Regions from separate parts of the Mus musculus genome. Here all the other regions are linked to region 1. The links are chromatin loops, found by intact Hi-C in ENCODE. Cell type or tissue: left cerebral cortex. All regions are shown on one strand.

Region 1 (4,000 bases):
TCTCACTGTGTAGTCCTGGCTGGTCTTCTAGACTAGGTGGCTTTCAGCTTGCAAGGATCCTTGAACCTCTGCCTCCTGAATGCTGGGAATATGGACATGTGTCAACACACCTTACTTGAAAGTTTTGCCTCTTTACAGCCAGGTGCATTGTGCTCGTAGTAGCTGAGTAAGAAAGAAATATCAAGAATAAAATACCTGCCAGGGAGTGGTGGTGCATGCCTTTAATCCCAGCACTTGGGAGGCAGAGGCAGGCAGATTTCTGATTTCAAGGCCAGCCTGGTCTACAGAGTTTGTTCTAGGACAGCCAGGGCTATGCAGAGAAACCCTGTCTTGAAAAAAACCAAAAAAACCAAACAACAACAACAACAAAGAAGAAGAAGAAAGGAAGGAAGGAAGGAAGGAAGGAAGGAAGGAAGAAAGAAAGAAAGAAAGAAAGAAAATACCCATAATACAAGTGGGAACCTTTCATACAACAGAAGAATTGGCTCCAAACCATCTTTCTTCAAAACTAAAGATCTCTTCAGGAGGGTGACTATTTGATAGAGAATTTAAGGAATGGATTCGCATAAAATGGCTATACCACTGAAGGTAATTCCGTGGAACTATAATTCAAGTCTACCATAAAACGTCTGAAATGGGGCTGGTGAGATGGCTCAGTGGGTAAGAGCTCTTCCAAAGGTCTGGAGTTCAAATCCCAGCAACCACATGGTGGCTCAAAACCATCCGAATCAAGATCTGACTCCCTCTTCTGGAGTGTCTGAAGGCTGCTACAGTGTACTTACATATAATAAGTAAATAAATCTTAAAAAAAAAAAAAAAACTTCTGAAACAAAGTTTTTATCTTTCAAGAGACCATGGGGAAAATCTGGTAAACTCACAGCTTCCTCTTCATTACCATATTTGGATTTGCTCCAGTGTCTGGATTTGGGTCGAAGCAGCTGGAGAAGCAGGAAGCTAATACTCTTCTCCCAGCTTATCGTACTCTTTGAATGACAGTGGAATGGACTAGTGGACTAATGGGTAGATTTTTTTGGGAGATATTAATGATTTTGCCAATTTTTTTGCATATCGGTAAACTCACTGTACAACACTTCAGAGAAATAACGTGTGAAGCTGGAGAAAAGGGTGCATCAAGGCTGAATCCATAAAACACAACACAACAAAACAGTGTTAGCCTAGTCCTTACATGTCAAATCTCCAACTGTGTGAGCTTCACTCTACAGTCAAGGAGACCAGAGAAGTTCTTTGAGTCCTGCCAAACCTGACAATCGGTTTGCGAGAGAAGCCCTTTAATGACGGAAGGAAGTCCTCCGATAAATGTATCTTTAAATTTTTTTATTAAAAAAAAGTTTTCCTTTGTGATATACAAGAAATATAGTGGTCGTATTTTCAGCAATGACAAACTTGAAGACGAGGTAAGAACTAATGATTTGTCAACAAAATCAAGGGTTTTAAACTGATGCCGATAGGCAGGTGTCCAGGAGAAAAAAAAAAGTTTAGGGTCTACTACTCCAAATTAACTGTAAACCCCGTTAATGACACAATTTCGGATTCCACAGATTTGTGAGTTAACGCTCTTTGCAGGAGATAAGATTGAAAACTTGGAGCAGGGTTGGGAAGGTTATGACGCTAGGTGTAGGGATTTTTTTTCTTTGGTTGCTGACGAAATATGGTGCAGAAGTAAAACTGCCTCAGGTCCCCTCCGGCGGTCTTCACTCCGGGCTCAGGTTAGCTGTGCGCTAGCGTGACTCAGACAGCCCCCTACGTATTCAACTACGCGCGCCCGACGACGGAGGTCGACATCCCCACACTGCTCGGCCCGCACGGCCACTGCTCTGGTAGAGAACCCGCGGTCGGGGAGGAATTCCCGGTCAGCCCCGTAGCGGTGACAGACGTCGCGGCGAGCCAATGGGTGAGCTGGAGGCGGGGCTAGTGGGCCTAGGGGGGGCGGGATTTCCCGCGCGGCGGCCGCTGAGCTCTGGGCTGGGGCGGCGGCGCCTGCGAGAGGGCGGGCCGGGTCAGCTGCAGCAGGCGGGGCCACGCGCGGAGCTGTGGGCGGCTGCCGAGTGTCCTGCCGCCGCCCAGCCTTCGCCACGATGCCGGGGATCGACAAGCTGCCCATTGAAGAGACCCTGGAGGACAGTCCGCAGGTGAGGCGCGAGCGGCGGCTGAGGAGAGCGCGCGGCCTAGCGCGGGCCTGGAGCCTCAGGTGCCCGTGGCCCAGGTGGGCGCCGCCGCCCGGGGTCGCTGTCTGCCGGGGCCGCGCCCTACACTCCCGGGCCGGGCTGGAGGCCCGCGCGTACTCGCGCGGCTGGGCCACGGGCGGCCCGGAGACCGAGCGGCCGTCACTGTCTCCCGTGGGGCCTGGCGTTTGAGTCCGCGCCGAGTCGCCTTTGCATTTCACGGGAGGTGCTGTTTTTATCGCGATGATAGGATGTGAGATAAGTCCTGTTCGTGGCGTTTTCGGAGGAGGCCCGGCATTCGGGGGGACGGCAGTGGCTAGTTTTCTTAGGAAGGGTCTGCGAGGCGGAGTGTGCAACGCCGGTGGAAGCAGGAGTGCGTGCCTTGCTCCCCGTGCTGTGTCGGTGCCCGAGTCTCAGGCTGGTGGCTGTCACTTGAGCTGTGCACTGCGGGTGACGGAAGGCGCCTACGCTGCTTCGAGGAGGCTGAGCTTTGGGTAGCAGATTGGCCCGAATAAACTCATCAAAATGAAAGCCCTGTTTTTGTGCGTTAGGGATGATGCTGGTGTGGTTGCTCTGGCTGAAGACAGTTTGGGAAAAATAAAACGATTCGTTGGATTTCTTTTTCAGTACTTAATGACATCAATTGTGTTTTAAAAGGTGTTGGAGCCTCTAACTTGTGTAAACTTCATCTTTACGCCAGCCTTTATGTATAGTAAGGGATATAAAACAGTGTTGCAGGTAGATTTTTAAAAATATTGCTTGCTGAGAAGTACATACTTCATAGGCATTTGTAGTTTAATAAGTGGCCCTCCAACCAAAAAGAGGAAAAGAGAAGAGCTAGCGCTTGTTTTCCTGGATGGCACTTTTGTCATGGATTTTGTGCCAATTTTTATTTCAAAGTTAGAATTGTGCTCTGATTGTAGAATTGATTTATTCTTTTCTCTGAAGGCAATCTTTATAGGCCAGTTGCTAGGAGGTAATGTACTCTTATCAGATAATGTGAGAAAGAGAAAGCCACATATTTGTTTATCTCGTAGTTTAAATTGTGCGTAATGATTTTTTCAGTGTAAAGCCTTAAGATATATTTATTTCAGATGATTTGCTACAATTTTGTGGTTGTGTTAGTCAGAAGAATTTTATCATTTTTCTTTTTTTTAAGTTAAGACTCAGTATACTGTCTGAACTTCTTTTACCCAGCTGACTTTTTATAGCCCAATAAAGACTATAAAGAGAATGGGTCACACAGTGCCCTATCTATGATTTTCCATGTAGAGATAGTCCTGCATTTTCAGTATAAGTAGTTTACAACTTGAGTCAGACTCATTCTGTAGCTCAGACTAGCCTCAAACATGAGCTTCCTCCTGCCTCTGTCTGCTGAGTACTTACTGCAAAGCTTGAACCATAAGTATTTTCGGTTGTTATTGTTGTTGTCTTTTAATTTAAAATTTGTTTTTAGGTGTAAGGGTGTTCCATTTGTGTTTAACAGAGATTAGAAGAGGGTGTTGAATCCCCTGGAACTGGAGTTACTGATGGTTGTGAGCCATGATGTGTTGGAAATTGAACCTGGATTCTCTAGAAGAGCAGTCAATGTCTTAATTACTGATTTATCTCTCCAGCCCATTTTTAAATTTAAACTGATTTCTTTGGTACTGGGGGCTGGATCCAGGACCTTGCAGTTGCTAGGCAAAGCTGTACTACTAAGATAAATCCTCAATTTTGTTTTTATTTATTTATTTTTTGTGTGTATATGTGTTGCGCATGTATGTATGTGTTTGCATCTCTGTGTATATGTGCTCATGTGCATGGAGACTCAAAAT
Region 2 (4,000 bases), 460 kb before region 1:
TTTTGATTTGACCCTATTATGTACTATTTGAACAACTGCTGCCTGATTTACAGTAAGATATTAAGAATTATTTTCAGTAAAAATTTAAAAAAACCCTACCATGTTTTTCTAACTACAACCTCCCTTACAATTGAGAAAGTAAAAATCATATCCCTAGGCAAAATGGAAACTATCTCATTTCCCCCAAGGAATACATCAGACTCCACGGAAAAAGCAGCTAAGGTTTATACTCCCTAATTCCCTGTGCCACTTTTAGTATGTTCAAGGGCAGTCATTTTAGAGCAACTTCTGGATTTGGCTTATGAAATTTAAGAAGTACATACTACCTTACTAAATTTTCAAACAGAATCCTAAAGGACTCTAAGCCAGTTTTCTGGTCCCTTTTTAAAGTCTTGTTTTAATGATTTGTTCAAAGCCTTAGTCATTTAAAATCCAAAATAGGATGTCAAAAAGGTTTGATACAGCTTGAAACTGTTAAGCCCTTACTACATTATGAGGCCCTACTTAAAAGTACTTCTCACCTTTTCTACCAACTGGCGGTTGGGGATGAGTATCTAACTTTTCTTGTATCAGCACAGCCATACACACCTTAACGACATCAAGTGAATTCACTGTCTTGCCCTACACCCTAAAGTATTACATCATTTAAAGAGTATTTCTAGAAACATTCACTTCAGCCGGCAAAGATCAACTTCATCCTTCTCTGCATGGTTTCTCATGCTATTTCCTTCGCTTTGTCATCCATTTAGAAAGGAACTTTCTTTATACTTTCATAATCTCAGTTGTGCAGAGAGTTGGTTACCCAGATGCACGGTTCCAATCAAGATTCTAAATCTTCAGATATTCAAATGACAAAAAAAAAAGATTTGGGAAATAAACAATTAAAAAAAAAAACACGCAGTAAGAAGGTAAGTGTTTAAGTCAAATCCAGAAAATTCCAAATTATCGGACAGTCAAAACCTACTCTAAGAAAAAAAAAAGTGTACGTTTTACAATATGGCACTAAGATCTCAAAAAGTAAGCAACCCAACTGTTCCTATAATCGTTTAAGAAAAGTCATTCTAGGCTTGGAAGTTATACAGAAGAACCTACGTAAGCTAATGCTTTTCCAAAAAAAAAAAAAAAAAAACTACATGGAAATGAAGTGTGATGGAAAACTGCATGGAGCGCATATACTAATGGAGAGTTTTCTAAATAGAAGACGCTGACATCGAGCACATTTCAAGTAGACACACAGAGCTGAAGAATTTCCACAGTGAGAAACACTTGTCCTTAGAACGCAGTGGCCTTGGAGAAAGCCTCAGAATCCATGGCCACAGGCTACTTCCACAAGCAGACTTCTCAGAAGCATCTTTAGGAGGCCACCATCAGCTTCTCTGCCTTCGGGGCTTGGGGGAAAAGAGGGGCACCGAGCACCATCTTTCCGCTCGGGGAGCCGCAGCCTTATGGAAACGCTTCAAACCTGAGCTACTTCCAACTTCCACGGGGAGAGGGGGAGCGGCGGAGCGTGGTTCCACCCTATCCTCTCGCACCAAGGGCGGCTGGGCGGCCGTGGCCGTGAGCGGAGAGGCTGCTGGCGCTTGCGTGCGTGTTTACGTGTCTCGGATGGGTGTGGGGAGAGGAGACAGAGAGGTCTTAATGAAAAAGATGGAGGGGGAGGGAAGCGAGAGAGGGGGTGGGAGGAAGGGGAGGCACCACCTTTCTTTTCTCTGCTCTTCCTGGGGATCTGAAAACTCCGCCTAAAAGGCCTTTCCGGCTCTTCGGCGCCTTTGGGCAGAGCGGCCGCGGCCGCTTCGGAGGTTTGCTGAGGCTGCTCGTGGCCGTAGCTCCGGGCGGCTTCAGCTGCCGCGGTCTCCTCAGGCCCCGCGCCGCCGCCGCCGTCGCCGCCGCCATTTTGTAGGGAGGACTCAAGCTCCGGAAGCGCTGGCTTCATCCCGTCGTCTCCGCCGCCGCCGCCGCGGCTTTTCCAGCTCGCGTCCGTCGAAGGGGCCTCCGTCTCCGCGGCAGTCGCCATCGCGCGGGCGTGAGGCGCTCCAGGGAGCTTCCGCCCACAAGGTCGACGGGCGTAGGGGAGGAAGGGCGGCGGGCCAGGCCGCCGAGGTCTCGGCCCACCCGGCCCCTCCGCCCCCGGGGACCGCACTCCAGCCACAGAGACGCCTCTTAACCGCCACCGCGGCCCTAAGCGTGCCTCTCGCCCCGGGAGCTGCTCCGGATTCGGGCGGCTTTTCAACCGGCCCTGGCTACCCAACGTGCTCGCGTCGGGCCCGGGAGGGGGCGGGGCCTCGGCGGACCCGCTCTACCAATAGAAATGCAGAGCCCGCCTCCGCGACTGCAGAGAGACCGTTCCAGGAGGGCGGAGCCTCGCGATGCCGAGCCCGCCAAAAGAGGAGAGTGCCACGCCCGGGGAAAGCGTCGACGCCATCGCTTCAGAGTGAGGGCTTGGGCTTGGCAGCATTCTGCGGATTCCTGGGCCCTGCCCTCTCCGCACTGCGTTTGACGGAGGCAAGCCCAGAGGACGTCTTTCGGACAGTACTCTTGCAAGTAAGCACCTTCTTTCCTCCGGAGGTCTGTGGACCAAACCCGGCACATAATTGGCTGATCCTGGTCGTGTGATCGGTCTGCTCTGAGCTGATCTTCCAAAGGACCAGAATTCGAGCTCCAGCCGACATAGGACAACTCAACCAGCAGTTAGTCACTTCAAAGAATCCAAGTCCTTTTCTGGCCTCGGAGGGCACTAGGTATACGTGTGGTGCTCTATCATAAATGCAGGCAAGCCACCTATATGCATAAAGACTATAAACAAACAATAAGAAAGGCAGTGAAGAGAGATAAGAAAATGGCCTCCAGTGATAAGCAGGGTGATAACATCCTATTCCATCCAGACTTTCTGCTTTCCCAGTAGATCACGAGCACTGGTCGTACTCCAGACCAAAGCACTACATAAGCAAACATTCAATATTTGGGATTCTTCCGCACAATTTACAACCTAATGATGGGAGGCACGAATGCTCGCACACCTAGAAGAATGTTCGACCACCTAGAAGAAAACAATTTGATAGTGAAATGAAGGGAGGGCCTTTCAATAGTTTCTTTCTAGGTAAGGGGTTCTGAGTTACCATCTGTATAGACACATTCTCACAACAGATACCAAGTAGATGCTTTTGCACAATTTAAATGTTGAAATTTAGGCAAATTGAGATGACAAAAGCCAGGTCTAATTTCATCCAAAGTATTTATACAGCCTAAGGCCTAGTTTTCAAGCAGCTCCGGCCCAATAATGCATTTGATGAAGAAACACGGGATACTTTTTACTCAAGATCTCTAAGCAACAGCAGCAGGACGCCCAGGTCTTTGTCCCCCAACACCTCAATATTACTGAAGGAATTGTTAGGCCAAGATAATAAACTGCAAAAGAGCCACAGCCTCTGTCAAGTGATTGGTACTTGAAGAGCTCTCCAAGAGCAGCAGAGGATCTGGGATAAGCATCCATTGTTTGGCATCGTGTGTAGTGTAAAACCTGCACCTCTGTGAACCAAATCAAGGAAAAGTGTATGTAAATCAGTTATTAGTAAACAGGGTAGGTGCTTGGGATTTAGCTGAGTTCACGGAGATTGCCTAACATATACAAAGTCCAGGTTTTAATCTACCAGCACCAAATGAACTGAGCATGGTGGCACACCCCTGGGAAGGTAGAAGCAAGAGAGAAATTCAAGGTCATCCTGGGCTACCTGGGGATTAGAGGCTAAGGTAAAAAGTACATTTTAAAACTTTCCTTTTTTGAATGGTGAAAGAAAAGGGAAGGTTTAGAAAAACTCCTACACTATTTTAGTCACTTTTTCATACTGGGGAGGATGAGCTTGATGGCACATACCTATTCCCAGCCCTCAGGGGGAAGAGGTAAGAGGAGTTATACATGTCCAAGGTCAGCCTGGACTACACAGTAAGACCCCTGTATCAAATAAAATAAAACAGGAGAGGGCCAAGAATGTAGCCCAAGTTG
Region 3 (4,000 bases), 300 kb after region 1:
GCGGCCGCCAAGAAGAGCAGGAAGAACCGAGCCCACTCGAGCGGTGGCGCGGCCTGTGAGGCTACAGGGCCTGAGCCGGTTGCGACCTGCGAGCCGGTGGTGAAGCTGTACTACCGGGAGGAGGCGGTGGCCGAGGATGTGCTCAATGTGGACGCCTGGCAGGACGGAGCGGTGCTGCAGATCGGCGACGTCAAGTACAAGGTGGAGCGCAACCCGCCCACCTTCACGGAGCTGCAGTTGCCGCGCTACATCATGGCTGGCTTCCCTGTGTGCCCCAAACTCGGCGTGGAATTTGGGGATCCCGCCAGCTCCGTGTTCCGCTGGTACAAGGAAGTCAAACCCGGGGCGGCAGAACCTGGGGACAGCGGCCCCGCGTCCTCGTCTCACTCTTCGCAGCCTTCAGCTTGGATCGAGACCGGTGTGGACGAGCGCGTCTACACCCCGTGCAATGCAGACATCGGGCTCCGGCTCCGGCTTCACTGTACACCGGGCAATGGGCAGCGCTTCGGGCCAAGCCGGGAGCTAGAAAGCCTGTGCCCGGTGGAGGCCGGGCCTGGCACCTGCACTTTTGACCATCGACATCTGTACACCAAGAAGGTGACGGAGGACTCTTTCATCCGCACTGTCTCCTACAACATCCTGGCAGACACGTACGCCCAGACTGAGTTCTCTCGGACGGTCTTGTACCCGTACTGTGCCCCCTACGCCCTGGAGCTTGACTACCGCCAGAATCTCATACAGAAGGAGCTCACAGGCTACAACGCAGACCTCATCTGTTTGCAGGAGGTGGACCGCGCGGTGTTCTCCGACAGCTTGGTACCGGCCCTGGAGGCCTTCGGGCTGGAGGGCGTGTTCCGAATCAAGCAGCACGAAGGCCTGGCCACTTTCTACCGGAAGTCCAAGTTCAGGCTCCTTAGTCAACATGACATCTCTTTTCAAGAAGCCCTCAAGTCGGACCCACTGCACAAAGAATTACTAGAGAAGCTGGCTTTGAACCCATTAGCACAGGAGAAGGTCCTCCAGAGGTCATCTGTCCTTCAGGTCAAGTAGCTCTGCTTGTTTTCTTCATACTCGCCCAGGATTAGGGGTTGCCGGAGTATAGGGGGTTGGGTATTAGTACTCGTCATTGGAAATACGCATTTCTTTAAAGTGTTTTTGCTCCAGCATCTTGAAAGTGTAGCCTGTTCCTTAATTCAGCACATTTTAACCTCTCCTAGTGTGCCTATCCTGCCGCAGGTTGCCTTCAACAAGATGAATAGAGACATTCCTTAGTGTTTACAATCCAGGTAGACATAGTAACTTGTCACGTACCGTTTTAAGAGCACTTTAAAGCACTCCCAAGTCTAAGTCCCTCCTGTTTTAAGATGTTTCGTCTCTATTGTTAACTAGTGTGTAAGAAAAAGTAATTGGCTTATCTGTTTTTACAGATACTATCCTTTTTTAATAAATGAGAAAATGTTCCTAATGTCCTTATGCTAGTTGAAAGAAGTATGAAGGGCTGGAGAGATGGCTCAGTGGTTAAGAGCACTCACTGCTCTTCCAGAGGTCCTGAGTTCAATTCCCAGCAACCACATGGTGGCTCACAACCATCTGTAATGGGATCTGATGCCCTCTTCTGGTGTGTCTGAAGACAGCAACAGTGTACTCACATATATTAAATAAATAGATAGATAGATAGATAGATAGATAGATAGAATGGGATCTGATGCCCTCTTCTGGTGTGTCTGAAGACAGCAACAGTGTACTCACATATATTAAATAGATAGATAGATAGATAGATAGATAGAAAGAAGTATGAAGCCAGGATTCATAGCCACTTGACAATGTTAGCATTATTGTTCAGGGTGTGAACGTAGCTTTAATCTGTGGGTTTGTGTTTTGTTTTATTTTATTTTGTTTCCTTTGTTGAATTTTGTTGATATTTTTGAGATGAGGTCTCACTGTGTATCGGTGGATGTCCTGAACTGGATATGTAGGCCAGTCTAGCATGAACCACTGAGAGTCACCTGCCTCTTAAGTGCTGGGATTAAAGTTGTGTGCTACTAAGCTCATCGTCTTTAAGGGCATTTTCAGAGTTTTTTATGTAATGGGTTTTGTTCTGAGTAAAGGAATGTCTACCCATTTTCAAGCACCACTGTGTTCTGTGCACTCTTATGTAAGTTCATTTAATTGAATACACACATCTATGAGGGAGGTGATATGGTTTCTTTACCTTACTCCGAGGCACAGTGCTGTAAATGCTAGACTGTTCAAACAGATCTGACTCCAGGACAAGTAAGTGCTTTCACACTTGAAAACAGTTTAATCTTTTTTTTTTCTTTTTTTTTGGTTTTTCGAGACAGGGTCACTCGGTAGACCAGGCTGGCCTCGAACTCAGAAATCCACCTGCCTCTGCCTCCCAAGTGCTGAGATCAAAGGTGTGCGCCACCACTGCCTGGCAGAAACAGTTCAATCTTAAATTTATCAACTACAATGTATTTTTTCATAATGGTGTATATTGGATGGTTACTAAAATGTTATATTTACTCATGTTACATACCTTAAAACTTGTAGTGTCAGATTTAAAACTTGGTGTCTTAGTTTTCAAGAGATTGTGGAATGAAATAGCTCAGCCTGAGAGTCAGGTATTATGGCACCTGCTTTAATCCCAGAACTTTGGAGGAAGAGGCAGATGACTTTTATGAGTTCCAAGGCCAGGCTAGTTTACATAGTGAGTTCTAGGACAGCCAGGAGTATACAGTGAGAAACTGCCTCAAACAACCAACACCAAAACCAAAAATACTTTCAGGAGATCGGCAGACACCAACTGAACATTGATGTTTCCTATTACAGATTTCAGTTCTTCAGTCTACAACAGACTCTTCCAAAAAGATATGTGTTGCTAATACCCATCTCTACTGGCACCCAAAAGGTAGGTTTTCTTTAGCTTTACAATGACTTAAACATTGAGACTCAATGTTATTAAAGCTGTACGCACACACACACACACACACACACACACACACACACACACACACAGGCTAAATATAAAGGTGAAATAATAGCCTGTAGAATCTGAGTGACATTCAAGATAAGAGTTTGATAGGGCTCGGGTTGTGGTACACACATGTAATCAGCTCTGAGGATGCTGTGGCAGGAGGATTTCAAGTTCTAGGCCAACGTGGATTTCAAAACTCTTATCAAAAAATCAAAAGTAAGGTGTGTGTGTTGAATGTAATTCAGGTACCATGATTTGTGGGTGCAATGTGCTCTCAGGGTGGGAGGTGCTTTAAAAAATACTTAGCACTAATTTTGTTTGTTTGTTTGTTTGTTTGTTTGTAGGTGGATACATTCGTCTCATTCAAATGGAAGTAGCCTTGGTTCATATTAGACATGTCTCACGTGATCTCTATCCTGGCATACCAGTTATATTTTGTGGAGACTTTAATAGTACACCATCAACAGGCATGTATCATTTTGTCATCAGTGGCAGCATTGCAGAGGATCATGAAGACTGGGCTTCCAATGGGGAAGAGGAGAGATGCAGCATGCCTCTCTCACACTGTTTCAAACTGAAGAGTGCTTGTGGTGAACCTGCCTACACAAATTATGTCGGTGGCTTTCACGGATGTCTAGATTACATTTTCATTGACTTAAATACTTTAGAGGTTGAACAGGTGATTCCATTACCTAGTCATGAAGAAGTTACCACCCACCAGGCCTTACCTAGTGTTTCTCATCCTTCTGATCACATAGCACTTGTATGTGACTTAAAATGGAAATAGATTTTACTTCACTAACTCTGAAAGGAAGCTAGGAACTGTCCAAAAAAATGTAATATGAAACAAAGCCCATATATCAACCTTCAGTGAGGCAACACCAGACTCAATGGTCATTCCCTACTGGTTATGTTCCAGACGGCTTTGTTACAGAACTAATTCATCTTTGCATCATATAATATCGTTATCCTCCTTTTTAAAATTCCCTACATTTAGAGGAAAACATATTTATGACTAGCAAG
Region 4 (4,000 bases), 60 kb before region 1:
TTACTGCAAATGCACTATAATGTTTCAAAGACTGTGCCATAGATACAGTGTGTCTTTGGAATTAGGGATTGTTACTGGTGCCGGTTTCCCTCGAATCACTCTGCCAATCAGTAAGTGGAAGCAGTTTCTCCCCATCACACCTATTAACTCTCTGAAATCATTTTTGCTTTTCTTTCCTTCTCTCTTTCTTTCTTTCTTTCAAGATTTATTTATTTTATATGTGTGAGTACACTGTCACTGTTGCTGTCTTCAGACACACCAGAAGAGGGCATCAGATCCTATAAGAGACGGTTATGAGCCACCATGTGGTTGCTGGGAATTGAACTCAGGACCTGTGGAAGAGCAGTCAGTGCTGAGCCATCTCTCCAGCCCCGTTTTTGCTTTACTTTCCAGTAAATTTGAAATCTGCTGGCCTAGAGATCTTAATCTCAAAGGGAGTCTAGTGATGACTCCATTGGATTGAAAGGTCAGGCTGTCACAAGGCCATTTTGCCACTGAAAGGCATTTCTTTCTTGGCTGGAGTGACTGATCCCTAATTCAAAGGGGAATTTAGTGTTTCTCACAGCAGGGGCAAAGATCATGATCTCTGGAATTAGGGACTCTTGGGTACAGCACTCAATATTTCCATGACCGCTGAAAATGTTAATAGAAACTTAGCAACCAAAAATGGCAGAGCCAAGGCTGGATACACGGCTTAGCCATTAAGAGCACTGATTGTTCTTCCAGAGGATCAGGTTTAACCGCCAACATCTACAAGGTAGCTCACAACTGTCTCTAACTCCAGTTCCAGGGGATCCAGTGCCCTCTTCTGGCAGGTTTGGGAACTGCAGGTATGTGGTACACAGCCGTACATATAGACAAAACACCTATAGCTTAACATTATGTATGTATGTATGTATGTATGTATGTATGTGACCAAGCCCACTCAGTCAGTCAACAGGTTTTCCAGCTCAGGAGTGAGGATTAAAAAGAAGAAAGATAGTTAGACAACATTGTAGCATGACCCCAGTCAACTCTGAGACTGAAGGCAAATTTAATTTTCCCAATCCATGTTTTATACCTTTTTAATTACATGCACGTATTCAGGGCAAGTAGTACAAAGAGGGCTCAAGCAAGACAATAGTCAAGGAACAAGCAAGCCAATAAACACAAAGCCCCATGATCACTCCGGTGATCACTGTTTCTAAGGATGATCAAGATATCTGAGCCTACTTCTTTGTTCTACTCTAAAACCAGATTCTTACTGCCTTGTCCTTGGCCAATGTCAGGTCCCTGTCTGGACTTACTTCTTTGTCATGGCCTAATGTCAGATTCCTGCCAAGCGGTACCCCAAAAGGTTCTCCATATGTATGTATGTGTGTATGTGTGTATGTTTGTGTGTGTGTGTGTGTGTGTGTGTGTGTATGTATGTGTATTGAAAAGCAGGACTACTGGGTATTCAGAGTTTGGGGAATTGAGGTTTGAGTCTGTTCATCAATTAAAGAGTTCCAACCAGGTTCCAACCATGGGGACACATCTTTTAATCCTAGCACTTGGGAGGCAGAGGCAGGCAGATTTCTGAGTTTGGGGCCAGCCTGGTCTACAGAGTGAGTTCCAGAACAGCCAGGGCTACACAGAGAAACCCTGTCTCGAAAAACAAAACAAAACAAAAATTTAGTCCTTTGTGGGTAGGGTTGGGGGAGGGGTTGAAACAGGGTCTTAATGTAGCTCACACTGGCCTTGAACTCACTACGTAGCTGCCTTGAACTCCTGATGCTTCCTTTATCTCTGAGATGCTGGGATTCCAGATTTGCATCTCCGTGCCTGGCTTTAGTTTAGATTTTAAATAACCGGTGGGACAGTGACTAATTAATATAGCTAGCAATACATACAATTGCTGTTGGGACTGCTTGTTTGTTTTGGAAAGAGCTTCTCGCAAAAGATGAGGGCATCTTCATTCCTGCAATGGCTGTGTCCTATTAGGTGGAGTCATAGACCTTCGGACGTGTGAGAGGAACACACGGAAGGCGAGTACTCTAAGGGAAGTGCTTATACTAGTTATCAGTTTGTTGCCTCTTAGGTTCAAAATTCACCCATCATTAACCGTTAGGCAAAACTGAATGAAGCTGGTCTCCCGTTTTCCTTTGTCAGCTAGCGTTATACTGTACTTGTCAGTAGAGGGCGATAAAGAGACGCCACACGAAGAAAAGCACGCTCTTGCTGAAGCGTTCCTGCAATCTAGCGGGTCCTTCAAGGCCTCTTCTCCAGCGAGTTCTCCATCACCACTGGGTGGCTTTTCCAGCTCCTGAAGTGGAGGCTGGTTCTATAATATCCAGCTCTGCTACGTATGCAGCATTCCCCATACCAGATTTTACAAAAGCTGCCTCTTGCAATGCACAGCAGCCAGAAGTGCCAGTAGCCAGAGCCTCTCTCGTTCTCAGTGGCTCTCAAGATAGCACAGTGTCAAAGCAAGTTCTCTGTCACCCAGGGAAGCATGGCTGCCCTCCCCAGATCCAGGTTTCTGCTCTGGCAGAGGGGATCTACTTTGGGTTGTTTTTCTCAGCCCTAAGCAGTAGCTGTTGCTTTTCTTGTTTTCTTTTGAGAGGAAGAGGGCTTTAAGACTCAAAATCTTCCTGCTTTATTTTCCTAACTGCAGGGCTTACAGTTGTATCCTGCAACCTTCCTTTTTGTTTGTTAGTTAGTTAGCTAGTTAGTTAGTTTGTTTGATTTTTTCAAGACAGGGTTTCTCTGTGTAGCCCTGGCTGTCCTGGAACTCACTCTGTAGACCAGGTTGGTCTCCAACTCAGAAATTCTCCTGCCTCTGCCTCCCAAGTGCTGGGATTAAAGGCGTACACCGCCACTGCCGGACTACAACCTTCTTTAAAAATATATTCTAATCTTTTTTTCTGAGAATTTCAATTATATACCCTTAAGGGTTCCCTCTATTTATTACTTACCAGTTCCTCCTTTTTCTTATTTCTTATTTTAGTCATTAGTTCCTTGTATTATTTTTTTCCTGTTTAAATCATGTGGCTTCTGTCTACTAATTGGACCCAGACTAGTCTGTACCTGAGATAATTCCAGAATTGCTCAGTGGCTCCCCAGTGAGAGCTCTGGGGAGAAATAAACCTGAGTTAGGAAGGTGTAAGAAAGACTTCAGTACCCTGGAGCCCCCATTCGCTTTGAGATCGTGCATACAGCACACTCCACCTCCCTTGTTGTAACACACGCAGCAGCCTAGTTCCTTCTCCCTGTGTGCACATACCCCTCTCCAAACAACTCACTTAGCATCTTCAGAAGCCCCTTAAAATCTCACCTATGTCAGAGATACACTTCCTCCCATCTCTGAACAGTGTATGAGTTCCCCCGTCACTTACAACGATCAAAGTAAGGCAGCTTCTATTCAAGCATATCCCTAATATCCAAATATAAAGAATGTAAGGGCTAAGCCGGCCTGACCTGATTTTGAGTGCTTAGGCAGTGAGCAAAACTGCGCTCTGTAGTAGAGAGAATCCCCCATTTCCCACCCTAACACACATAATTGGGCATGCATATGATTACAATTAAAGGTATTATGGGAAGGGCTGAACACATAACCCAGACTATCAACTGAAATAGAGAAGCCTAGAAACCATCCCTCATTCTCTTGAGCCACCTAAAAAGAAGGCTGGAACAATAACACAGCCCTGGATACTCCTGCTCACGGGGCTCCACGTCTGTCTTGATTGTATATCTTTCCTTGACCTATATTATCTCTTTGCTCCAAATAAAATTATCTTGCCTTTTTTTGCAAATCTATGTGAGCCCTCACTTCTAGTTCTTTAGCTAAGAGGCCAAAAGCCTGGAAACACCCAACCCAGACGCTACCACTGGTGACAAATTTAGCTACACTACCACAACAGTCCTGCTCCATCTTTGGCGATGTTTTAGCTTCCCATGAGCATATGCTAAAGACATGCTTTATCACTGAGCCACACCTACCCTCAAGCCTCTTTTAAGAGAATGTTATCCGTGCTGGGTG
Region 5 (4,000 bases), 290 kb after region 1:
GTATCTTCTATGCCTGAGATTCTCTCTTCTATCTCTTGAATTTTGTTGGGGATGCTTGCATCTGTAACTCCTGATCTCTTTCCTAGGTTTTTCATCTCCGGGGTTGCCTCCCTTTGTAATTTCTTTATTGTTTCTATTTCCATTTTTAGATATTTGACCATCTCATTCAATTCCTTCACCTGTTTGATTGTGTTCCCTGTATTTCTTTAAGGCATTTATTTGTTTGCTCTTTAAGGGCTTCTACGTATTTGTGTTTTCCTGAATTTTTCTAAGTAAGTTATTTATATCTTCCTTAAAGGCCTCTATCATTTCCATGAGATGGGATTTTTAGGTCAGAATCTTGTTCTTCAGGTATGTTGGGGTTAGCACTGATTGCTCTTCCAGAGGTCCTGAGTTCAAGTCCCAGCAACCACATGGAGGCTCACAACCATCTGTAATGGGGTCTGATGCACCCTTATTGTATCTGAAGACAGCTACAGTGTACTCATATAAATAGAAAGGAAGAAAGAAAGAAGGAAAAGAGAGAGAGAAAGAAAGAAAGAGAGAGAGAAAAAATAAAGAAAGAAAGAAAGAAAGGGAAGAAAGAAAGAAAGAAAGAAAGAAAGAAAGAAAGAAAGAAAGAAAGAAGCAAAGGATATTTTGCTTTATTATAAAAAAAATGAAGAACAGAGCAAGACAGAGCTGGCTTCTTTCTATGACACTGGACATTGTCCTAGTTTGCCTTTTATTGCTAAGATAAAACACTGAACAGTATTGCAGAGGTGAGCAGATCTCTGACAGAGCTAGTTCCAGGACAGTCAAGACTACACAAAGAAATCCTGTCTCAGAAAACAAAAGATTGTGACAAAAAGTTTTTCTCTTGGAAAAAACAAAAACAAACCAAACAAAACACTGAGCAAAAACAACTAGGGGAGTGTCTTGGCTTGGGTTTTCTTTACTGTGAAGAGACACCATGACCAAGGCAACTCTTATAAAGGACAACATTTAATTGGAGCTGGATTACAGGTTCTGAGGCTCATTCCATTATCATCATGGTGGGAAGCATGGTAATTTTCATGCTGATATGGTGGTGGTGAAGGAGCTGAGAGTTCTACATCTTGTTCTAAAAGCAAACAGAAGACTTACATCCTGAGGCAGCTAGGAGGAAACTCTCAAAGCCCACCGCCACAGTGACACACTTCCTCCAACAAGGTCATACCTATTCCAACAAGGACACAGCTCTTAGTAATATCACTCCCTATGAGCCAAGCATTCAAACACCTACTTCCATGGACGCCAAACCTATTCAAACCACTACAGGGAGGAAGGAGTTTATTTGGCTTATAGGTTATATAGTCTATCACAAATGGGAGCCAGAGGAGGAACTCAAGGCACAGGGCCTTCACAGTTCTGTACCAGTTGAGATCCTAGACCTGAAAGGAGAAGTGAACACATATCCCTATCTCTAACCCAAAAACTATCTCCAATTGATAACCAATTTGCAAATAAAAACTTAGTTTTTTCCAAGGGACTCTCATCAGGAAAACAAACTACTCTTAAGGGTAGAGTGCATGCCTGTTGCCCTAACCCTTCCCCGCGCCCCCGGGCCCCAGACAGGTAGAGGGTAAGAAGGCATGGAATCAATGACAGATTCTGGGAGAAGCAGACTCATTTACTAAAATCGTGAGGATTGCCTTTATACCCTCCACCTATGTCCGCTCAGACCATAACTGCTGGTCCCACAGCTGGCACCAGCCAATTGGCTGCCCCAGTCATGCTGTCTTTATTCATCTCTGGGTGTCAGGCAGATTCCAAGCTTAGTGAATGTGGAAATGCCTGCTGCGCCTGCATGGACCATTGCAGACCGCTAGTCAGAACATGCTGACTCACTCCTCCTCGACTTGCCCAGCAATATAGGCTCAATTTGGGGTGTTTCCTTCTTCCAATGAGAGCTCCTATTAACAAGACTTTTTGAGGAACCTAGAAACAGGAACTGAAGCAGAAGAAAGCTGTTCCACACACACCTGGTACTGTCTTTAGTGGTTGTTTTATAGTTTTGACATCTCCAATATACTAGGATCTCCACTGCAACAGAGACTGTTACCTTTACCAATGGTCTCCTGCCTTCTCTTCAGGAATTCCAACCTGCCAAATGGTGCTAACTCTCAACTTTTTTGCATGACTGTTTCGGGAAGTATTAAAAACTACAGGCTTTCCGTGCTACTGCCAGGAAACTCTTGGCCCCGGTGCGGTCCGCTAGCTCTGTCTCTATCTAGCGCCCCCAGCGACTAATCGCTGTGTTCCCAGTTCTGGTTCCCCTGTCCCTTCCCACATTCCAGTAACCAAGTAGAACCACCAAGTCCCCAGGCTCCATCCAGATACTTTCTGCCCTGGCATGATCCCACCGGGCTACTCTCTGCCTGCCAACTCTCCGGCGGGTCTGGAGCTCCCGAGTTCCCTTTGCTGCCACAAAGTCAGCCGCCACAACACCCAGCAACCCAGTAAAAACAAAATTCTAGAAGCTTATAATTAACCAAACAGATTTATGTATCAATAAATTCTCAATTCACAAGATGGCAATACAATAACTTCAGAACCAATTGAGAATGATAAAAGCTGCCCACCTAGATTAGACAAATTATCCCAATTATTCTATCCTTTATGCTGTCATAACTACCTGTGGCTATTTAAAGCCACGCTGGTTCAGGTTCTTCTTCCTGTCCCTCCAACTCCATCTTGGCTTCTCTTTCTCCCCCATTCCCCAGACCCTGTCTCTGCAACTCTTAGCTCTGCCTCCCTTTCCCCTTCTCTAATCACAGGCCTCCTGCTGCACTAATATTTTAATGTGATTGGACAGGGAAAATCCTGTCACACATGACCCCTGCAATTCTGCAGCCTTCATGCTGCCAAAACCAGTTCCACAAGGAATCATTTTACATATTAACAAGTTTAGCTAAAGATTATAGTCTTGGCTCCTTCCAGGAGCTTCTAAGTGCTAACCCTGAGGAAACAGGTCCCAGAAAATTTCACCTCGGTGTTCCTAGACTCTTATTAATCACAGCTGTTTTGTTTGTTTTTTGTTCTTTTTCAAACCCAGAAGACCAGCATCTATTATATCACTTAAGTAAAGGTTTTGCAATGGTTTGTATATCCTTGGACCAGGGAGTGGCACCATCTGGAGGTGTGGCCTTGTTGGAATAGGTGTGACCTGGTTGGAATGGGTGTGTCACTATGAGTGTGGACATAAGATCCTCACCTTAGTTGCCTGGAAGTCAGTCTTCCACTAGCAGCCTTTGGATGAAGGCATAGAACTCTCAGCTCTGCCTATGCCATGCCTGCCAGGATACTGCCATGCTCCCACCTTGATGATAAGGGACTGAACCTCTGAACCTGTAAGCCAGCCCCAAGTAAATGTTGTTTTTTATAAGACTTGCCTTGGTCATGGTATCTGTTCACAGCAGTAAAACCCTAACCAAAACAGGTTTCATTTCCCAAATTCTTAATTCAATTATATCACACAAATGGCCCTGATTGAATCTTTGAGGATTCTGAAATGTGAGGAGTGAGGGAAGCCCTGAGTGTGTGAAGTACTGAACTGAGTGTGGTGTTGATATGAGATCTCACTGGAAGGAGGAAACACCCCAAACTGAGCCAATTCTATTGGTGGGCAAGCAACCTACTCTTAAGCATAATTTGTTTTCCCTGTGAGATTCCCTTGGAAAAAATGAAAACTTTATTTGTAAGTTGCTATCAACTGGAGATAGCTTCTGGGTTAAGGATGGGGCATGTGTCCACTTCCCCTTTCAACTCCAGGACCTCATCTGGTACTGAGTTGTGCAGACCCTGTGCATGCTGCTTCAGTCTCTGAGTTCATGTGTACTAGCCCTGTTGTTTCTAGAAGGCTTTGATTCCTTGGTGTTCTCCATCCCCTCTGGCTCTTATTCTCTTTCCACCTCATCTTTCTTATTGTTCCCCGAGTGGAGGAATTTGATGGAGACATTCCATTTAGGTTTGAGTGTTC
Region 6 (4,000 bases), 140 kb before region 1:
TGCTACAATCCTACCCCCAGAGGTGTTAGTGTGTGTGGTTTTCATTTACCATACTTGTCAGTATTTTCCTTGACATGAATCCTTTAGTTGGTGTCTGTACCCAGGATAAAACCCATGGCCTGTGTGTTTACCAGGAAAATGCTGTTCTTCTGAGCTGCATCTTCAGTCCAAACAGACCATTCCCCTGCAACTTGACTCTTAGCTGAGACAGACCCACGAGCACATGTGTTGGCTCACACCTGTATTCCAGCACTTGGAGGAACAGGAGTTCAAGATCTCCTGAGCTATATATTAAATACAAGAGACTGCACCTCATACACACACACACACACACACACACACACACACACACACACACACACACACACGACCCTAAAAATGGAATTCCTAGGAAAAGATACTAAACCTTTTGCCTGTAGCTATAACCTGCACAGATAATCCCCACCCTTGTTTGCAACATCTGAGAATCAGGGTACAGCCTGATGATGTAATAACACATATGAGTGATTCTCATCTGGGGAATGGCATTGTCTGCAAGAGGCGTAAAGTCTTGGTTTTACTGTTCAAGTCAAAGCAATATCTGGAAGTAGCTATGGAAGACTTCTATGCAAGTAAAACCTTCCTGCTCACCTGGGTTAGGGGAAACACAAGGAACATAATGAGCAGAGAGCGGTTTGCCAAAGCTGTACATAGGAAACACCTGGGTTTGACTCTCATCCCGAAGGCTGAACGACATGTAAACTCCAGAGCCTGTTGGGAGGGCGATGAGCTGGTCACAGCAAGCGGTATCCAACACCTGGGTGACTTGGATAGAGCCCATGTGATGCAACAACCCTCTGTCTCTAGGAAACTTTGTCCAATATGCACACAGAACACTACCCCCAGAGAGAAACCAGGACAGAACCAGCCATTCAGGAGGAAATAGGAGCATCCACGTGGGTCTGAAGACAGGGAATCCTAGGAGCTGGCTGGAACCAGACTGCAATGTGTAAAGATAAGTTTTCTTCCCAAGGAAACCTTGTTTTGTTTACAAGTCAGTACCTGTTCACAAAAGAAAAACGTTTCTGGGCACCTGCTACATGCTGAGCAACCCCCTCTGAGTGTTTTATCCTTCTGGGCCCATGAATCAGGTACATCTTTACCCTCTGCTGATACTGAAACCCAAGACGAGGGCACTTGTCCCAATAGGCCAGGGGTCACAAGCTGGTTAAAGCAGCAGAATATCAGTCCAGCCCACACAGAACATTCCAGAAGCGCAAGGATCCATCTTATGCTCACACAAGCTGAGATGAGTCCACCTAAAGATACGTGTTGGGTCTAGACTGACGGGCAGTAATCACCACAAGGGCGGGATATAAGCAAAAGGTGTTTCAGACAAAGAAACAGCATATGCAAGGCCCTAGGCATGGCTACATGAAAGTAGAAAGATGTGGTAGCTTTGATCCCAGCACTCGGGAGGCAGAGGTTCTCTGAGAGTCTGAGGTCAGCCTGGTCTACAAAGAGTTCAGGACAACCAGGGCTATTACACAAAGTAACTCCTGTCTCAAAACAACAACAACAACAAAAAAAAAGAAAAAAAGAAAAAAAAGAAAGAAAGAAAGAAAGAAAGAAAGAAAGAAAGAAGTTAAGAAAGAGGAAGGAAGGAAGGAAGGAAGGAAGGAACGAACTGTGGAGAAGGAAGACAGAGAATGGTCTATTCCCCTTACATAGCACAGGGCTATGTAAGAACTTTGGTATTCACTCCAACACCACTGGTTTCAAATAAGGAGTTTCATCTAATCAAGTGCCCACCTCCCCCAAGGGCCATCTCTAGCTGTCCTTCTACACTGAGACATCCATGAGGCTCTGCTTTAGTTATACACCAGGCCATGGCTGAGGAAGGCTTTGGAAGAAAACCTCACTTTACCACACCTGCCCTGCCCCCTGGTGACCACACGTCCAGAGACAGTGTGTGTCATGTTAAATGTCCAGAATCACTTACATTCAAACCACCAAACAGCCTTGCTTGGCTTTCCAGATAGGGAAACTAAAGCCTAAACGAGGCAAGCCACCTACCTAGAATCAAAAAGACGCCAGCAGACTGAGCTCTGAGCTCAGCCAGCCAAAGGCTTAATCCCAATGCTAATAACAAAACCTCATCACTAACTTGCAACTTCACCCAGTGCAGAGGATATTTACGCGCCTTGACCCTCAGAGGTTAAAACCAAAGGCAGAACTTGCCTACACTTGCATTCAAGGCTAGGCATGCCCCTACCTTCCTGGACTCCAAGTTCCTCTTGGCCCAGCCTCAGTTTGGCAGGATGCCAATACCTAGCCACTTCCTGGCATATGCCACAAAAGTGGGAAAGATGGCCCTATGCCATCTATCTCATCCTGGAGTACTGCTAATTCTTCCTTCCAAGACCTGAACAGCTTAGGAACCAACCTACCTGGGGTGATAGGCAATGAAGAACCGAGACACACATAAAGAAAAAGCTGGGAGGCTGGAAGGATGGCTCAGTGGTTAAGAGCACTGGTCGCTCTTCCAGAGGTCCTGAGTTCAATTCCCAGCAACCACATGGTGGCTCACAACCATCTGTAATGAGATACAGTGCCATCTTCTGGTGTGTCTGAAGACAGCTACAATGCACTAATAAAATAAATAAATAAATAAATAAAGCTTAAGAAAGAAAGAGAGAGAGAAAAGGAAAGGAAAGGAAAGGAAAGGAAAGGAAAGGAAGAAAGAAAAGAAGGAAGGAAGAGCTGGGATCAGGTAGGCTGGGCACTCAGGAAACCATGTTTATTATATATCTGAATCTGGGAGGCAGGTTTATTGAGTATAACTCAACAGGAGTTGGTATACTATGTAGAGCTGAATAAAAAGGTTTAGTCTCCGTATGAGATTCATATTCTCTCTCTCTCTCTCCAGGGGTGTTGTGGCAAGCTGTAAACAACCCAGGAGGAAGCCGCTTCCAACCACATTTCTGTATAGCCAGCATCCACACACAAACCAGCGGAAGGCTTTGCGGTTCCCATGGGTCTGAGGCCATTGCACCTTTGACATACTCATTCCAACAACACGTTACCTCAGGGCCCCGTCCACTCCTTACACACTCATTCACAGCTTTCTCTGATCTCCATACACTCCTGCTTTTGTTAATGCCTGGGGTGAGGGTAGCCATTTGTCCATCGGACCTCACAGCAGAAGTCTGGAAACGATGAGCAGGAGAGTAAGATTTGCTCCTGATATGCACATCCAGGAAAGAGCAGTCACCCAGATTATTATTTCTGCCCTTTAATAATGAGAATGCTCTGACTTATGAACTAGATGTGATGGTGTCTCAATCCTTGGCCCAGGCACCAACACTGAGGATTCTCGGAGGCTCCTCCTTCCTGTGTCTTGTGGAGGTCACAACAGACACAAACACCTTCCAGGAACCAGCTGCTGACTGCCTCTTTCTTCACTTCAGGAGGAAGCTTTCAGCCTTTCTCAACTTCATGTCTACATTTACCTGGCTGGCTAACTAACCCTGAGCAGTGAGATGGGCTCTGCCAATTTTTGACATCCCTAAGACCCCAAATTTTGACCATCTCCTTTTTAGGTAATGGCTGGAGGCTTATAGCCTCCTTACTATCATCAGCCATTGCCCCCTTCTGGATACCTGTCACTTTCAGGTACACTCTACCCACAACAGGAGCTCAGCTGAAGCCACCAACCCCTAAAGCAGGACTTTGGGTCCATTCTATAGAAAGTGGGCACCAGGGTCCCCTAATCACAGGGTCACAATACCTGCAGCAGAGCTGGGATGTGATGAGTTCCAAGAGCAAGACACAGATGCAAGCCCTCCTTACCTACCGTCTCAGGCTGAGGCAGACTCCTCTGCCGACAGTCAGGAGCTAGGGAGGAAACGGGACAGATATTCGGAAATAAGGAGCCACTGCAGGCTTACAAGAAAACATTTTATTTGATGTAGAAAATTCTAAGGTACAAAAGCATCTTACAAATGTCAGCCATGACTTA

Evidence for each region. A loop is a pair of places that touch in the nucleus more often than their neighbours do. Peaks named below come from ENCODE experiments on the same cell type or tissue, not always from the same donor. Only the 100,000 strongest peaks of a DNase experiment are listed, where the experiment ranks them.
Region 2: a loop joins it to region 1, with 2.6 times the contacts of the local background. A loop is called at or near these places in 4 of 42 quality-filtered maps.
Region 3: it touches region 1 in a loop (3-fold over the local background); 7 of 42 quality-filtered maps call a loop at or near these places.
Region 4: a loop joins it to region 1, with 2.4 times the contacts of the local background. A loop is called at or near these places in 18 of 42 quality-filtered maps.
Region 5: a loop joins it to region 1, with 2.0 times the contacts of the local background. A loop is called at or near these places in 9 of 42 quality-filtered maps.
Region 6: it touches region 1 in a loop (2.2-fold over the local background); 5 of 42 quality-filtered maps call a loop at or near these places.

What each region holds. Positions count from the first base shown.
Region 1 is chr14:26,968,551-26,972,550 of GRCm38, reverse strand. Appl1 (adaptor protein, phosphotyrosine interaction, PH domain and leucine zipper containing 1) reads left to right here and starts at 2,000. Exons shown (of 22, transcript NM_145221.2): 1 at 2,000-2,150. The coding sequence starts at 2,097. It overlaps Gm41114 (a long non-coding RNA gene), which reads left to right and starts at 3,743. Exons shown (of 2, transcript XR_874477.1): 1 at 3,743-4,000. In left cerebral cortex, a CTCF peak has its summit at 2,243; DNase peaks (open chromatin) are centred at 870, 1,924, 2,557 and 3,583; H3K4me3 peaks cover 2,775 bases; H3K27ac peaks cover 1,317 bases.
Region 2 is chr14:27,427,083-27,431,082 of GRCm38, reverse strand. It overlaps Tasor (transcription activation suppressor), which reads right to left and starts at 2,249. Exons shown (of 24, transcript NM_001114879.2): 1 at 1,699-2,249. The coding sequence starts at 2,014. Gm52095 (a long non-coding RNA gene) reads left to right here and starts at 2,456. Exons shown (of 4, transcript XR_003951011.1): 1 at 2,456-2,541. In left cerebral cortex, a CTCF peak has its summit at 1,531; DNase peaks (open chromatin) are centred at 1,537 and 2,303; H3K4me3 peaks cover 2,093 bases; H3K27ac peaks cover 1,806 bases.
Region 3 is chr14:26,665,289-26,669,288 of GRCm38, reverse strand. It overlaps Pde12 (phosphodiesterase 12), which reads left to right. Exons shown (of 3, transcript NM_178668.3): 1 at 1-1,041; 2 at 2,833-2,911; 3 at 3,322-4,000. The coding sequence ends at 3,764. Among named protein-coding and RNA genes, the nearest start is that of Mir7672, 2.3 kb to the left of the region's middle. In left cerebral cortex, CTCF peaks have their summits at 55 and 1,639 (motif pointing left); DNase peaks (open chromatin) are centred at 164, 720 and 2,156; H3K4me3 peaks cover 2,389 bases; H3K27ac peaks cover 570 bases.
Region 4 is chr14:27,028,135-27,032,134 of GRCm38, reverse strand. No RefSeq gene overlaps it. Among named protein-coding and RNA genes, the nearest start is that of Il17rd, 8.9 kb to the left of the region's middle. In left cerebral cortex, CTCF peaks have their summits at 803 (motif pointing left) and 2,168 (motif pointing right); DNase peaks (open chromatin) are centred at 803 and 2,195.
Region 5 is chr14:26,673,829-26,677,828 of GRCm38, reverse strand. No RefSeq gene overlaps it. Among named protein-coding and RNA genes, the nearest start is that of Pde12, 6.0 kb to the right of the region's middle. In left cerebral cortex, a CTCF peak has its summit at 2,270; no DNase peak of the experiment used is centred here.
Region 6 is chr14:27,107,212-27,111,211 of GRCm38, reverse strand. It overlaps Il17rd (interleukin 17 receptor D), which reads right to left. Exons shown (of 13, transcript NM_134437.3): 13 at 3,926-4,000. Among named protein-coding and RNA genes, the nearest start is that of Il17rd, 70 kb to the right of the region's middle. In left cerebral cortex, a CTCF peak has its summit at 1,940 (motif pointing left); no DNase peak of the experiment used is centred here.